Regions from separate parts of the Homo sapiens genome. Here region 1 is linked to region 2. Evidence: chromatin contacts called from ENCODE Hi-C or POLR2A ChIA-PET data. All regions are on one chromosome and are shown on one strand. The core of a region is the stretch at or near the end of the contact, and the rest is flanking DNA. Distances in the headings are between cores, read along the strand shown. Region 1 holds the start of CLUH (CLUH binding protein of NUMT mRNA). Region 2 holds the start of SMG6 (SMG6 nonsense mediated mRNA decay factor).

What was found. Hi-C counts contacts between places; a loop is a spot of excess contacts on that map. ChIA-PET counts read pairs that join two places held with the same protein, here RNA polymerase II (POLR2A). Pooled maps may share reads with other maps.
Region 1: a loop to region 2 is called in a map of CD8-positive, alpha-beta T cell, with 4 times the contacts of the local background. The contact joins the promoter of CLUH here to the promoter of SMG6 in region 2. A Hi-C loop is called at or near these places in 2 of 168 maps with a recorded cell type or tissue (CD4-positive, alpha-beta memory T cell and CD8-positive, alpha-beta T cell), 2 of 37 single-sample maps with no recorded cell type and 11 of 50 pooled maps. POLR2A ChIA-PET finds 5 or more read pairs at or near these places in 1 of 52 experiments (H1).

What each region holds. Positions count from the first base shown.
Region 1 is chr17:2,710,268-2,714,558 of GRCh38, reverse strand. It overlaps CLUH (CLUH binding protein of NUMT mRNA), which reads left to right and starts at 2,795. Exons shown (of 26, transcript NM_001366661.1): 1 at 2,795-2,997. The coding sequence starts at 2,898. It overlaps LOC105371592 (a long non-coding RNA gene), which reads right to left and starts at 2,250. Exons shown (of 2, transcript NR_136412.1): 1 at 2,160-2,250; 2 at 1,726-2,077. RefSeq lists enhancers at 1,530-2,425, 2,426-3,322, 4,157-4,236 and silencers at 2,487-2,666, 2,797-2,916.
Region 2 is chr17:2,300,961-2,305,516 of GRCh38, reverse strand. SMG6 (SMG6 nonsense mediated mRNA decay factor) reads left to right here and starts at 1,732. Exons shown (of 19, transcript NM_017575.5): 1 at 1,732-1,884. The coding sequence starts at 1,797. It overlaps SRR (serine racemase), which reads right to left and starts at 1,567. Exons shown (of 8, transcript NM_021947.3): 1 at 1,500-1,567. RefSeq lists silencers at 1,483-1,702, 1,893-2,102 and enhancers at 1,604-2,330, 2,660-3,474.

The DNA.
Region 1 (4,291 bases), core at 1,546-4,045, 410 kb before region 2:
CCGGGAGGCGGGGTTGCAATGAGCTGAGATCTTGCCACTGTTCTCCAACGTGAGCTACACAGCGAGATGCTGTCCCAAAAAAAGACTATGATGAAAAGACTTTGGTGGAAGCTGTGTGAAAGCAAGAATCAGTCTGCTTAATGTGTGGTCAGAGGTCAGACCACCAGACTATGGAGAATGTGATCAGAGGATGATTTTTTTTTCTTTTCTTTTCTTTCTTTGCTTTCTTTTTTTTTTTGAGACAGGGTCTTGCTCTGTCGCCCAGGCTGGAGTGCAGTGGCGAGATCCTGCAGCCTCAACCTCTTGGGCTCAAGTGATCCTCCTACCTCAGCCTCCTGAGTAGCAGGGACTATAGGCGCACACCACCACACCCAGCTAATTTTTGTATTTTTTGTAGAGATGAGGTTTTGCCATATTGCCCAGGCTGGTGTCCAACTCCTGAGCTCATACAATCTGCTCTCCTCGGCCTCTCAAAGTGTTGGCATTACAGGCGTGAGCCGCCGCACTCGGCTGGATGATGCTTTTTATACGTGTCTGTTTCTCTAACCCCAGGCTTGCTGCTCTTCCCCAACCCCCAGGGTTAAAACTGAGCTTCCTATTATGAGTAGCATTAGCAACATGCACGGGCTTCCAACTTCAGCTGCACTGGGCCACTAGGCACAATTCTCAAAAACCCTGGAGTTTCATGAATACAAACTAAGTACCCATCAGTCAGGTGACCGGCTAAAAGAATTATGGTACAACCAAACAATACAACATTATCCAGCGTAAATGGAATGAGAACACCTACTGAAAGCGTGTAAAAAAAAAATCAGAGTGAAGAATAGCAGGTACAATTTTCTGCACATTTGTGTAACAAAAGAGGAACGAGTGTGTGTATACACATACGTATATACACACGCACACATAAGTATGTATGTGTATATATACACACATATATACACACTTTTATATATATTGATTATAAATATATATATTTTATATATACACTTATATATATACACACTATATATATACACACACTATATATATACACACTATATATACACACTATATATATATACACACACTATATATATATATGCACACTTTTTTTTTCTTTTTTTGAGACGGAGTTTCTCTCTTGTTGCCCAAGCTGGAGTGCAATGGCGCGATCTCGGCTCACCGCAACCTCCACCTCCTGGGTTCAAGCGATTCTTCTGCCTCAGCCACCCGAGTAGCTGGGACTACAGGCGCACACCACCATGCGCAGCTAATTTTTGTATTTTTAGTAGAGACGGGGTTTCACCATCTTGGCCAGGCTGGTCTCTAATTCCTGACCTCGTGATCCGCCCGCCTCTGCCTCCCAAAGTGCTGGAATTACAGGCGTGAGCCACCGCGCCCGGCTTTTTTTTTTTTTTTTTTTTTGAGACGGTGTCTGTGTCACCCAGGCAGGAGTGCAGTGGTGCGATCATAGCTCACTGCAGCTTGGAACTCCTGGGCTCAATCTGAGCCGTCCTGAGTGATACTCCCAGCTCAGCTCCCAAGTAGCTGGGACTACAGGCGCGTGCCACTACACCTGGCTTTTTTTAAACAATATTTTTTGTAGAGACGGGGGTTTTGAAATGTTGCCCAGGTTGGTCTCAAACTTCCGAATCCTGAACTCAAGTCATCCGCCTGGCTTCGGCCTCCCAAAGTGCTAGGATTACAGGCGTGAGCCGCTGCACCGCCCGGCCGAGAAGAATCTTACCAGTTCTCATCTTCCTTCCTCCCGTTTAAATGCTCACATCAAGTCGCTGGCTTTCCTCACCACGTGCTCTCCAGAACAAGGTCGGCTTTCCTTCGCAATTTGTGCGAGGCCCTACCTAAGGCCCTCCCAGCCCACCTCGGGAAGCTGAAGCTTTCCAGTTCTCATTAGAGCTTGACAAACGCTCCGAAGGTTATAGGCCTCGGGTGCTTCCCAAAGGCCCCCTGCGGCCTGGCCAGGAAAGACCCACCGGCGCTCTCTGCCTGGAGCACTTCAACTCACTGCAAGACCTGGTCCCAATGTCCCCTCTGCAGCATTCTCTGACCTCACCGTTCCGTCCCCGCCAAGCCCCTGCCAAGTGAAAAATACGAGTTAAAGCGTCCTGGCTGTGGATGGAGTCAGACCCGGCTCTACCCCTTGCTCTCTGTGTGACCTTGGTCTCGGCCTCCTCCACTGTAAAATGAGGACACCAGCCTGGAGGTGAGGACCCATGGGTCGAGGACGCGGGTAGGGAGCCCGTTCTGGCTCGGGGCAAAGTTTGGCGGGTCCATTCTGACTCTTGATCCCCATTAGCCACGTCTCGCCCTCGCCTCTCGTGCCCGTGCCCTAAGCGACCCTCCACTCCCTCAATAATCCAGCCGCACCCATTCGGCGGGAAAGGGCCTGCCGGGTGGGGAGGGCGCTGAGGGTCACGCGAACACCGCAGATGACAGACTGCGCGGTCATTTAGCAAATCTGCAAGAGAAAACAGGGGATCCTTGGAGAGGGGAGGATTAGCCATGGCAGAACCAGACCAGTCTCCACCCAAGGTCACAGTGCCCGCCCGACGGGCAGCGAGCAGCAGGGAGTCTCCCCGAGGCCCCGCCCCGCGAGGGCGCCCAGCCTCCCTGGGCCTTGAGTCAGAGTGCGTTGCCTTTAAGACGTTCTGGAAAGTCACCGCGTCCGTGGGCGGGGAACCAGGCGCGGCGCGTTTTGTCCCTCGCGGGCCGCCGTGGGCTGGGCCGGGCGCGAGGGTGGGGCAGGGAAACGGCGGCGGGGTCAAAGGCCACGGCGCGCACCACGTGGGCCGGTGACTCCGTCCTTCCCTCAGCAGCCGCGGCGCGCAGGGCACTTGGGTTAGTGGCGCGGCGGGCGGCGCGGACAGCCGAGGCGGACGCCCGCTCCCGCCACCATGGTTATCAAGACGGACGAGTTGCCGGCGGCCGCCCCGGCCGACAGCGCCCGGGAACACGGCTCGCAGGCCGGGGGCAAGGGGCGGCCGGGCGCGGCCGGTGAGCGGGGCCAGGGCCAGCGGGCCGCTGGGCGGGGGGCGCCGGACCAGGGCGGGCGGGTTCGGGACTCCGCGGGGATCGCCGCCTTCCCTCCGCGTCGGGCCCGGTTGTATCTCGCTGGGGCCTTCACCGGGTCGCCCCCGCGCTGAAGGTCACCTTCACAGTCGCCCCCGGCTGCGGCCCGGGTTTCGCACGTGCGGTCCCGTGGAGGGCAGCCTCGGCTGGCACCCTCGGCGGGCACACGCGCGCCTCATCGCGGGGACACGTGCGCGCACACGCGGTTTCGGGGTGCGCCGCCGCCGCAGACCGAAAGAATCGGCGGCCCCACCCCCTCTGCGCCCGAGCATGGGAGCTCTCTGAGCTGGGGTCGCTCCGACGTTTGCGGGACAGCCCCCTTCGGCACCTGCTCCGCGGCGGCCTCCCAGGCATCCCCTGTGCGCAGGGCTGCAGCCCTGGGAGTGAAGCTCCGCTCGAGGCTTCCCAGGCTTGGTTTGTGGGAAGAGCACGAGGTGCGGGGTGTGCGTTGTGAGGGGCGTCCCTGGTTCATGCCCTGAGGCCAGGCTATAACCGCAGGTCTTCAGGCTGTGGCGGAGACTCTCAGGTGTGTTGGCCTGCTCGGCCGACCTGGTGTAGGGGGCGTCTGCCTTTGCATGGGGCAGAGCCAAACTCCTTGGCAGGGGGAAGTGTTTGTGCCAGAACTTGATCATTAACCTGCCTTATTGCGAAAAGTGGGTCAGACCAGAGTTGCTGTTTTTAAGGCAAAGGTCGTTAGTGTGGAGTCAAGCTCCCAGCGATCCCCCATGGGGGCTGTATGGTGGTGACTGTGGCAGTGGCTGCAGCTTGTCTCGGGTGGGGCCTGCTTTCCCTTTCTCCTGAGCCCCTTCTCTTCCTTCTGTTCCCTCCACCGTGTCTCAGACTCCAGCCTTGGGGCTGGAATCCCCTTCCCAGGCCCTCAGTCGTCATCTTCCTCAGGCCCTCTTTGCTCTGGGTGGCAGTGGAGGTGCAGAGCTACTCCTGTCCCCCAGTCCCTCCCTCCTCCGTCGACTGTCCTCAGTTGGGACTTGTGGTCTTAACGCCTCATCATCTCCCTTCCTAGCTTCAGTGAGTGCGCCAGGGCTGACTTGGGAATCAGGATGGGGACAGCGTTCAGCCCTCTGACCCTGTTCCCATCATAGCGGAGTTGCCTTGGGGTGAGGGACAGGTGCTGGGGCAGTACTGCTGATTGTCTAGACAAGGCCAAGGTTTGGGCAGAAGAGCAGATGCTCATCGCCCCAACCTACCAGGCTTTGTGCTG
Region 2 (4,556 bases), core at 483-2,982:
TGGAACTCGTATTTAATTATTAATTTTTTGTACCCCTTCTCCATGTCTCCTATCTTTGTCTCTCAGTTTTTATCTATTACCTTTTCCTTCTGAGTTCTGGTAAATTTTCTTGAACTGGTTTAACTTTTGGCATATCTAATCTGCAGTTCACTGACACTGTTGCATTAAATGGGTGGTGCCATTTGTCCTAAGAAAGTTTTCTTGTTTTCCATTATTTTTCCAGCTGAAAAAAGAAATCATGCAATGGCCTCTCAAATTTCAATATGAAACAGATTATTTTTTAACGCTTCTTCCTATTTCTCTCAAATCTGGTGGCAAAGGCTGTCTTCTGCTCTGACCACTCAAATGGTTCCTCTTCTGAACTGTTGGATCTTTTCACCCATCATCTACTGACTTTCTTCTTATGCTTAACCTTCCGGTGACAAAGTGTCACGTAAAAGGAACTGAAGGAGTTCTGTCAGAGGTTGTGGCAATCCCTTCGGCTCAGACTAAGGAATAATTGGTAACTATTCTGTGATGGGTGTGGGGTAAAAGCCTATGGGGCTGTGGAGGGGCAACAGGTGGAGGCAGGAGGCCTTGGGGAAGGGAGCTTCACCTCTGTACAGTTCTCCAAAAAAAGATTCAAGTACCAGCCTTCTGGTATAGTTCAATTTTAAAGATGGGAAATTAAAAAGTCAACCTGAGATCCACAGCAGTAATTTTTTTCAAGAATCCATAGTGACACAGAAATTCCCAAATTGACTTTTTTTTTTTTTTGAGGCGGAGTCTCGCTCTGTTGGAGACTCCCGGGCTGGAGTGCAGTGGCGCGATCTCGGCTCACTGCAGTCTCCGCCTCCCGGGTTCAAGCGATCCGCCCGTCTCAGCGTTCCGAGTCGCCGGGATTACAGGTCCCAAATGGACTTATATGCCTCCTGATGTACTTCCTTCCACACGATTCCAACTATATCGTATCTAGTTTTTAAAAGTCAGGGGGCGGCCGGGCGCGGTGGCTCACGCCTGTAATCCCAGCACTTTGGGAGGCCGACGCGGGTGGATCACCTGAGGTCAGGAGTTCGAGACCAGCCTAGTGAAACCCCGTCTCTACAAAAAATACAAAAATTAGCCGGGCTTGGTGGCGTGCACCTGTAATCCCAGCTACTAGGGAGGCTGAGGCAGGAGAATCGCTTGAATCCAGGAGGCAGAGGTTGCAGTGAGCCGAGACCGCGCCACTGCACTCCAGCCCGGGAGTCTCCAACAGAGCGAGACTCCAACTAAAAAAAAAAGGGAATAGTAACAACTACTCTTAGCAGATCTTCAAGGTCCCAAGTAATGGCCCGCGGCGCTAGGCCGGGCCTGTGGCGGGAGAGCCTGGCCTAAGGTGTCCAGAGGAGCCCAGGCTGAGGGGTGTCTCTGTCAACCCGAGTCCCAGACTAGCAGTGTCCTTGGTGTCCACGACAACAGCAACGGCAGCCACCGCCGCAAACGCCCGCCTGGCCTGGCACGGCCCGGCCTCGCCTCACCTCAGCTCACCGGCGCCGCGCCTCCAGCTCCAGCCTCCGCGCGCCTCCCCGGCCGCACCTCTGCGCACGCGCAGCGCCCGCCCGCCCCACCCAGGCTCTCGCTCCGGTCCCGCCCCTCTGGAACCGGCGGCGGGCGCTTTTCCTCCCAGCGCGGCCACCGTCGTTCGGAAAGGGAGGGCGGCAGGGGGCGGGGAAAGGCCGGGAGGTGGGCGAGCGCGCGCGCCGCCCGTCTGTGGTGGTTTCCTGGCTGCGCGCGGCGGTGGCGGAGCCGCTACGGCTGTAGCAGCAGCCGCGAAGATGGCGGAAGGGCTGGAGCGTGTGCGGATCTCCGCGTCGGAGCTGCGCGGGATCCTGGCTACTCTGGCCCCGCAGGCCGGGAGCAGAGGTGAGTCGCGCCGCCCAGCTCCTGGGCCGGGCCTGCCCGCCCCGCCTCCCTCTCCTCCTCCTCTGCCTCCTCCCCGCTCGGCCCTCGGCTCCGGAGCCCCCGCCCCTTCCCCCAGCAGTAGGCGCTGGGGCCGCGGCGGACCCTCGCTGCCCTACCTCTCTCGCGGGTTAGTGCGGGGTCGGGCTCGGCCAGTCCTGGCCAGCTCCGGGAGAGCCTGGCCCGAATTCCTGCCTCCACCCTCTTTCTCGCCGCGAAGGTGACTGTTCCTTTTGCCCCAGCCCTCTCAGACCCGCCCCGGATTCCCAGGCATCGGGAGACGCGGAAAGGAGTGGGGTCTGGTGGAGGCCCCGGGCGTATCGCTCTCCAGGCCGCCCTCCGCGGGCCTGCCCCGGCCACCGCTTTAACGTCGGAGAGAAGGAATTGGGGAGAAAGGTTTAAGAGCCTGCGACTTCGTTGCTGAACTTTTCCCCCCCAAGACAGGCTTCCGAAAGCTGCGCCACTGGAGGGATCCGGGACCTCAGACTACTCGGGTTTGGCCCTGGCATGTGTGGGAGCAGTTTTTATTAGAGAGAATGCTCAATTTGCAAGTTAATTTCAAGTCTCCAGCCACGTCAGGAAAGTAAGAAAGATTCTAAGTGTCTCACCTCTCCTGCGTTAGGCAATAGAGTTGTGTAGAATGGTAGCTGTGATAGGTGCCTTCTCTAGGTTTGCGGCCAGTCTGTGAAATTGGTTTTTGTTGATTAACATAATTGGATTATTAAGGCTATTTTCTCCCGCTGCTCTAGAAAGTAGTAGGAATAGCTTTCCCCATCCCCCCGCCCCCCACCAAGTTACAGACTGCCGAGGGTGAGCTATTCTTGGGTTAAACTGCTTTATCTTTGTGGATACTTCATGAACCTACCTTTTAAACTTATGAAAATAGTGAAGCACTATCCAAAACCTCAGTCTCTTTTCTTCCCCTTTTCCTTACACCTACAAACAGTAAATGTACTTGCTGGAGCATATGATTCCTGTTTTGGGCTTGTTTCCATTTATATTTAGAGAGCAATACTAGGATTAAAAACTTTTTTATTGTTGTTATTATTATTTTTTGAGACGGAGTCTAGCTCTGTCGCCCAGGCTGGAGTGCAGTGGCGCGATCTCTGCTCACTGCAACCTCCGCCTCCCGGGTTCACGCCATTCTCCTACCTCAGCCTCCCCAGTAGCTTGGACTGTAGGCGTGTGCCACCACGCCTGGCTAATTTTTTGTATTTTTGTAGTGACGGGGTTTCTCCGTGTTGGCCAGGATGGTCTGGACTCCTGTCCTCGTGATCCGCCCGCCTTGGCCTCCCAAAGTGCTGGGATTACAGGCGTGAGCCACCGTGCCCGGCCAATTTTTTTGAGGCAGGGTCTCACTCTGTCTTCCAGGCTGGAGTGCAGTGGAGGGATCTCAGCTCACTGTAGCCTCCCCCTCCTGTGCTCAAGTGATCCTCCCACCTCAGCCTTCCGAGTAGCTGGAATTACAGACCTGCACCACCACACCTGGCTATTTTTTGTATACGTTATAGAGACAGGGTGTTGCCATGTTGCCCAGGCTGATCTCGAACTCCTGGCCTCAAGCAGTCCTCCCGCCTCAGCCTCCCAAAGTGCTGGGATTATAGGCGTGAGCTACTGCACCTGGCCTATGCTAGGATTTTATATAGCATTCCATTTGTGTACTTGATAATATTCTCCCGAATTCTGTCACTTTTCCATTGTAATGTTTAGTGGTTACTTTTGATAACGGTAACAGATACTTTTTTAAAAAACCAGATACTTAAGTAAGTATCTGTCCGCTGGGCTGGAGTGCACTGGCGCGATCTCCGCGTACTGCAAGCTCCGCCTCCTGGGTTCACGCTATTCTCCTGCCTCAGCTTCCCGAGTAGCTGGGACTACAGGCGCCCACCACCACGCCCGGCTAATTTTTTGTATTTTTTGTTGAGACGGGGTTTCACCGTGTTAGCCAGGATGGTCTCGATCTCCTGACCTCGTGATCCACCCACCACGGCCTCCCAAAGTGCTGGGATTACAGGCGTGACCCACCGCGCCCGGCCGAGAGTGGTTTCTAAAGTCCTGTATTATTCTTAATTCTTGAGTTCCCAGTTGTTGGCATTTTGAGAGTATGTCACAATCTTTCCATCAGCATCCAGGGAAAGTTCCCTTATGGAACTTTTTTCTAATAATTCCATCATCACAGTAGCAGTTAGTGTCAGTATTCTAGTATGATAGTCTGAGCAGTATTTTGGTAACTCTGTGAGCTACTGTTAGTGAGTTGGTGAGGATGGGTGAAGTTGAAGAATGGGAAAAGAACTGCTTGCTGTTTAATTCACCAGCAGGTATGTTATTTGGTAATTGGTATCTTGAAGAAGAGAATCATCCTGGTCAAGTTTAAAGACTAAAGTTGCATTTTTTTTCTCCAGAGATGTCCAGGACTGATAATTGTTATAATACCCTCCCTCCTTTTTCTCCTTTTTTACTTCTTCCTCCTGCTGTTATGTTAAAAGAACTTAGCCACCCAGGAAAAAGTTAGAGGCGGAAGAAAAGGCTGAGGTGGATTCACAGGCTCTATAGATAGAGAACAGTGTAGTGCTGAAAAGGTTAGAGAGGTCTTTTGTTCTGACAATAATGAGGTAGTTTGGGATCTTGGATTTCTG